Regions from separate parts of the Homo sapiens genome. Here region 2 is linked to region 1. Evidence: chromatin contacts called from ENCODE Hi-C or POLR2A ChIA-PET data. All regions are on one chromosome and are shown on one strand. Each heading gives the region's core, a stretch centred on a gene start or an enhancer-like site at or near the end of the contact. The rest is flanking DNA. Distances are from core to core; before and after follow the strand shown. Region 1 holds the start of PTCD1 (pentatricopeptide repeat domain 1). Region 2 has its middle 15 kb from the start of AZGP1.

What was found. A loop is a pair of places that touch in the nucleus more often than their neighbours do. ChIA-PET counts read pairs that join two places held with the same protein, here RNA polymerase II (POLR2A). Pooled maps may share reads with other maps.
Region 2: a loop to region 1 is called in a map of CD4-positive, alpha-beta T cell, with 2.9 times the contacts of the local background. The contact joins the enhancer-like site here to the promoter of PTCD1 in region 1. A Hi-C loop is called at or near these places in 1 of 168 maps with a recorded cell type or tissue (CD4-positive, alpha-beta T cell) and 5 of 50 pooled maps. POLR2A ChIA-PET finds 5 or more read pairs at or near these places in 1 of 52 experiments (OCI-LY7).

The regions. Positions count from the first base shown.
Region 1 is chr7:99,437,218-99,440,214 of GRCh38, forward strand. PTCD1 (pentatricopeptide repeat domain 1) reads right to left here and starts at 1,581. Exons shown (of 8, transcript NM_015545.4): 1 at 1,475-1,581. The region is part of intron 2 of ATP5MF-PTCD1 (ATP5MF-PTCD1 readthrough); the gene reads right to left. CPSF4 (cleavage and polyadenylation specific factor 4) reads left to right here and starts at 1,726. Exons shown (of 8, transcript NM_006693.4): 1 at 1,726-1,968. The coding sequence starts at 1,866. RefSeq lists an enhancer at 1,171-1,460 and a silencer at 1,721-2,020.
Region 2 is chr7:99,989,172-99,992,293 of GRCh38, forward strand. No RefSeq gene overlaps it. Among named protein-coding and RNA genes, the nearest start is that of AZGP1, 15 kb to the left of the region's middle. Within about 2 kb of position 1,865, at least 3 of the 41 ENCODE cell types and tissues checked have a DNase peak (open chromatin) inside an H3K27ac peak, as active enhancers do.

The DNA.
Region 1 (2,997 bases), core at 331-2,830:
TGAAATGGCATCAAAATGCTTTAAAAACAAATTTCTGCTATACTAGTATAGATGCTTATTTTCAATGCATGAAATAACAAGACCCTATCATAATTTCTTTTCTTTTCTTTTTTTTTTTTTGAGACAGTCTCTCACTCTGTCCTCAGGCGTGACCTCGGCTCACTGCAATTTCCGCCTCCCGGATTCAAGCGATTCTCCTGCCTCAGCCTCCCCTGGAGCTGGGACTACAGACGCATGCCACCAAGCCCAGCTAATTTTTGTATTTTTAGTAGAGACAGGGTTTCACCATGTTGGCCAGGATGGTCTGGATCTTTTGACCTTGTGATCCGCCCGCCTCGGCCTCCCGAAGTGCTGGGATTACAGCCGTGAGCCACCGCGCCCGGCCGACTCTATCATAATTTCAAAGCAGTAATAAATGTAAGTGACAGCTTAAGATACCACCTTGTAGTTGCTGCACAAACTGGGTTTTTTTGCGTCTCACTCTGTCACCAGGCTGGAGTGGGGTGGTACAATCTCGGCTCAATGCAACCTCTGCCTCCCGGGTTTAAGCCATGCTCATGCCTCAGCCTCCCAAGTAGCTGGGATTACAGGAACGCGCCACTACTCCAGGCCAATTTTTATATTTTCAGTAGGGACGGGGTTTTGCCATCCTGTCCAGGCTGGTCTCGAACTCCTGACCTCACGTGATCCTCTCGCCTCAGACTCCCAAAGTGCTGAGGTTACAGGTGTGAGCCACCATGCCTGGCCCTGCACAAACTGTTATCTGGAACTATCATTTACACTCACCCTCACAGTTTCAGGCACTGCTAAGGCTGCTCCAGCAATCAGGAAAGGAAATGCTATACTTCACATAGAGAAAAATAGGGGTGCATTTTGTTCCTACACAAGCTCATTACCCCACCCTGGTTAAAAAAAACCCTGAATTAGGCTGTATAGTGGCTCATGCCTGCAATTCCAGCACTTTGGGAGGCCCAGGCAGGAGGATCGCTTTGGGCTTGGGGCCAGGAGTTCGAGACCAGCCTGGGCAACATAGCAAGACCCGCCACCCGCCCCCCCAACCCCGCCGTCTCTACAAAAATTAAAAATAAAATTTTAAAAATTAGCCAAGTGTGGTGGTGCAGCGTCTGTAGTTCCAGCTACTCGGGAGGCTGAGGTGGGAGGATCGCTTGAGTCTGAGAAGTTGACTGCAGTGAGCTATGATCGTACCCCTGTACTCCAGCCTGGGCCACAGAGCGAGAAAAAACCCTGAATTAGAGACACGCTGCGGCCGTCCTTCCTCGGAGAGACCCGCCCCTCCTCAGAGGCCCACCCGGACCCTCAGGCCAACGCCGACCCCTCTCCACACGGACTTCTGCAGCCTCAGTTTCCCTCCTCAGACGCCCCCGGCTCCAATCCCGGCTCGGGCACTTCCTTCCCCTCTGGCGTGTCTTGGCCCGGGTCCCGGGGCTCCTGCGAGGATCACACAGGAACTCACTTGAAGTGTCCGGCGCAGTGCACTCCGACGGGGAGCCCTGCCCGGTCCCCGCGGCGAACCAGTCTCTTCCTCGGGTCCCCCTCTCCCCAAGCGCGCAGGCGCAATCCGCGTCGCCGACTCACGCGGCTGGTTTCAGGTTTCTGGCGAGGCCGGTGTTCGGCTGGCGGCTAGCTGGGACTAGCGGAACGGCGGAGTCTCGATTGGCAGTGCCTGGACAGGCGCAAGGGCCGGCGCGGGCTCCGGGCGCTCCCGGCATCCCTCGGGCGGCGGCGGCGGCGGCGGCGAGGCGAAGCGAAGGAGGAGTGTGTGCGGCGGGGCCGGCGGCGGGTAAAGGCGAGAAGGCTGCAGGAGACCGAGGGGGAGCCGGGCCGGTGGGGCCGCCGCCGCCGCCATGCAGGAAATCATCGCCAGCGTGGACCACATCAAGTTTGACTTGGAGATCGCGGTGGAGCAGCAGCTGGGGGCGCAGCCGCTGCCCTTCCCCGGCATGGACAGTGAGCGCGGGGCCCGGGCGGGAGGGCAAGAGCGACTCGAACCCGGGACCCGCTCCTCTGTGATCCCGGGACTCCCTCGCCTCGGTCCTGAGACCTCCCCCGGCTTCCTCTGGATCCTGGGACCCCTCCCCTTTGGTCGCAGGACTCCTCCCTCTAGGTCTTGAGAGTCCCTCCCACCTCCTCCGGGTCCTGGGATCCTCCCCTTTAGTTACCGAACTCCCTCATCTGTGGTCCCGAGACTCTTCCCACTCCATCCTGAGACCTCCTCTTCTGGATCCCGGGACGCTCCCCTTGGTTTCAGGACTCCTGACTCCCAGGCCCCCATTTCCACCGTCTGGGGACTCCTTTTACCCTCACTCGGACTCAGGAGTTCACTGCCTCGGATCTTTGGCCCTCTGCGGCTGTTCAAAGGTAATCTGTAGGAGGGTAGACCTTGTCTGTTCGCTTAATTCTTGAATAAGGGTGGGTTATCCTGGATTGGAACTCTCCCTCAACACTCTCCCAACTGCAGGAGAGTACTAGGATATCACACCCGCTACGTTGAGCGTCTCTTCTTGATTTCATCAAAACTAGGCGGTTGGAGGAGATGTGCTGAGGGAAGGACCACCTTTCTGTAGGAGACCCCAGCTAGACTCTCAAACTCCCTTCTAGGACTCACTCTCCTGGGAGCTCATCCCTAGTTTTTGGCCCGTCCCTACTTTTTTCTGGACCCCAACTCTGAGTTATTCATCACACCCAGCAGCTGGTGTGGACCCTTGGCCTGAACTCCCTTCACTGCTCCCCTTCATATGGTGGCTCCTGGCTTCCCACCTCCTACTCGGTGGGATATCTTGTACTTTAAAAGAAACCAGTAGTTTTCTTTGTGTCTTCTTTCCTATCTGGACATACTTGAAATCTAATGCTATAACCTTAAAGTTTGGGGGCTTGTGGAAGTCACTGAGTTCAATCCACAGATGGGGAAACTGAGACCCAAGCGGGGGAAGGGACTTGCTGACAATCACTCAGTGCATAGCAGAGGCGGGCAAGCTC
Region 2 (3,122 bases), core at 615-3,114, 550 kb after region 1:
CGTCTTCACTGAAAACACAAAAAATTAGCCGGGTGTGGTGGTGTGTGCCTATAATTTCAGCTACTTGGGAGGCTGAGGCAGGAGAATAGCTGGGTTTGGTGATGTGTGCCTGTAATCCCAGCTACGGGGGAGGCTGAGGCAGGAGGATCACGTGAACCCAGGAGGCAGGGGTTGCAGTGAGCTGAGATCTCGCCACTGCACTCCAGCCTGGGCGACAGTGCAAGACTCTGTCTCAAAAAAAGAAAATGCAAATAATCAAGAGGAAAAAATATAGCATGTGAAATGTGAATATGAGGACACTTGGAGCAAATAAAAGGTGAAAGTTAAACATTTAAGATCAACGAAGAAACCAAAATCCACATGATCAGACCAGGGCTAAGGAAAATTGGAATAGGAGATGTGACCTCATCTATAACAGGAGACATGGATGATGATAAAGGAGGAGAGAGAAGCCACAGGATTCAAGTCCTGGGCAGGTGTGGGGCAGGAGGAGAGGGACACAGGGCTACTGAGATACTCAGGGAAAACTTCCTGGAGCAATTCGGATTTCAGAGAGATGTGGAGGCCTAAGACAGCTTGCCAAGTCGAGGTCAAAAGATTTCCATGCAGAATGGGATTTTACATTCCCTGTTCTTTTGAGTCTCCAGTGCCTACCAGAGAATCAAATATACAATAGGTCCGGGCACAGTGGCTCATGCCTGTAATCTCAGCTCTTTGGGATGCCAAAGTGGGAGGATTGCTTGAGCCAGGAGTTCCAGATCAGTCTGGGCAACATAGCAAGACCCTGTCTCTACATTTAAAAAAATAAAAAATTATCTGGGCATGGTGGCACACACTTGTAGTCCCAGCTACTTGGGAGGCTGAGGCAGGAAGATCACTTGAGCATGGGAGGTCAAGGCTGCTGTGAGCTATGATTGTACTATTGCACTCCAGCCTGAGCAACAGAGCAAGACCGTGTCTCAAAAATAAATAAATAAATACACATATTAATACAATAGGTAATTAATACATAATTTCTGGATGAATCAATAAATACGTAAGCAAAGGCAATAGAAAGCACTAAATATTTCTGACGACCACGAAGAACCTTTTGGCTGGGACAGTGAATTCTACTGGGAAAGAAGTTTGAAAAAGCAAAGCTCAGAGAAATTGAAGAGGACCTTAACATATGTATACCTTGCTATATCTGATTGATGTCTTTTGCCTGATTCAGTGTGCATCATTCCTCCAGCCTACCTGGGAACTATCCCCAGGAGAGTCCACCAGAGAGAGACAAGATAGTCTAAGGCAGGGGTCCCCAACTCCCGGTACCCGTTCATAGCCAGTTAGGAGCCGAACCACGCAGCAGAAGGTGAGCTGCAGGGTCGAAGCTTCATCTGTATTTACAGCTGCTCCCCCACCCCCCGACCATTGCTCCAATTACCGCCTGAGCTCACCTCCTGTCAGATCGGCAGCAGCATTAGACTCTCACAGAAGCACGAACCCTATTGTGAACTGTGCAAGAAAGGTATGTAGGCTGCCCGCTCCTTATGAGATCTAACGCCTGATGATCTGTCACTGTCTCCCATCAACCCCAGATGGGACCATCTAGTTGCAAGAAAACAAGCTCAGGGCTCCCACTGATTCTACACCGTGGCGAGTTGTAGAATTATTTCATTATATATTACGATGTAATAATAATAGAAATAAAGTGCACAATAAACGGGATGCACTGGAATCATCCCAAAACCATTCCCCTCCCCAGTCCGTGGAAAAACTGTCTTCTACGGAGCCGGTCCCTAGTGCCAAAGAGATTGGGGACCGCCGGCTTAAACAAAGAGGTCTTTTTCTCAAGCAGGTTCCAATCAGCGCTAGGCCGGATTCGCTATGGCTTTTGCCTGCCCCCTAGTGGTCAAGGAAATAGTTGCAGCCAAGTGTTAGGATCCAGTCCTTGAGAATTTGGCTCAAAGCCTGGATGCAAAGGCCATGAGATAACGGTCATCCGGTCTTCCTCGCACAACTCACACAATTCTCGCCGTCTTTTTTTTTTTTAAGAGGGAATTTCACTCTTGTTGCCCAGGCTGGAGTGCAGTGGCGCGATCTCGGCTCACTGCAACTTCCAACTCCTGGGTTCAAGCGATTCTCCTGCTTCAGCCTCCCATGTAGCTGAGATTACAGGCGCCCGCCACCACACCCAGCTAATTTTTTGTATTTTTAGTAGAGACGGGGTTTCATCATGTTGGCCAGGCTGGTCTCCAACTCCTGACCTCAGATGATCCACTCGCCTCGACCTCCCAAAGTGCTGGGATTACAGGCATGAACCACGGCGCCCAGCCAATTCCTGCCTTTTATTATGGAGGAAAACCTCCGCGGGATTACAGCACACCCAGTGGACGTCTGTTACCTCATCGAACTTGGGTCCAACCACCGGGTGCTGCAAACACTGACATGTGGATTCCAGTGAGAGAAACTGAGGCATTTATTGCAGGGTGCCAAGCAAGGAGAATCAGCCAGCTCAAGTGTAAGACCTAAATTCCCCAATGGCTTGTAGGTAAGGGTTTTTAGAGGCAGAGAAGCAGAAGTTACAGGCAAAGTCATAAATCAATACATGGCCCGGCACAGTGGCTCACGCCTGTAATTCCAACACTTTGGGAGGCCAAGGCAGGTGGATCACCTGAGGTCAGGAGTTCAAGACCAGCCTGGCCAACATGGTGAAACCCCATCTCTACTAAAAATACACAAAATTAGCCAGCTGTGGTGGTGCACGCCTATAATCCCAGCTACTCAGAAGGCTGAGGCAGGAAAATCTCTTGAAGCCGGGAGGCAGAGGTTGCAGTGAGCAGAGATCGCGACACTACACTACACCCTAGGCGACAGAGCAAGACTCTGTCTCAAAAAATAAAAAATAAATCACTCATAACCTGGTGCAATGGTTCACACCTGTAATCCCAGCACTTTGGGAGGCCGAGGCAGGAGGATTGCTTGAAGTCAGGAGTTTGAGACCAGACTGGGAAACATAGCAAGACCCCATATCTATAAAAACATTAAAACTTAGCTGGGCGTGGTGTCATGCACCTGTAGTCCCAGCTACTCAGGAAGCCGAGGCAGGACGATTGCTTGAGCCCAACAGTTGGAAGCTGCAG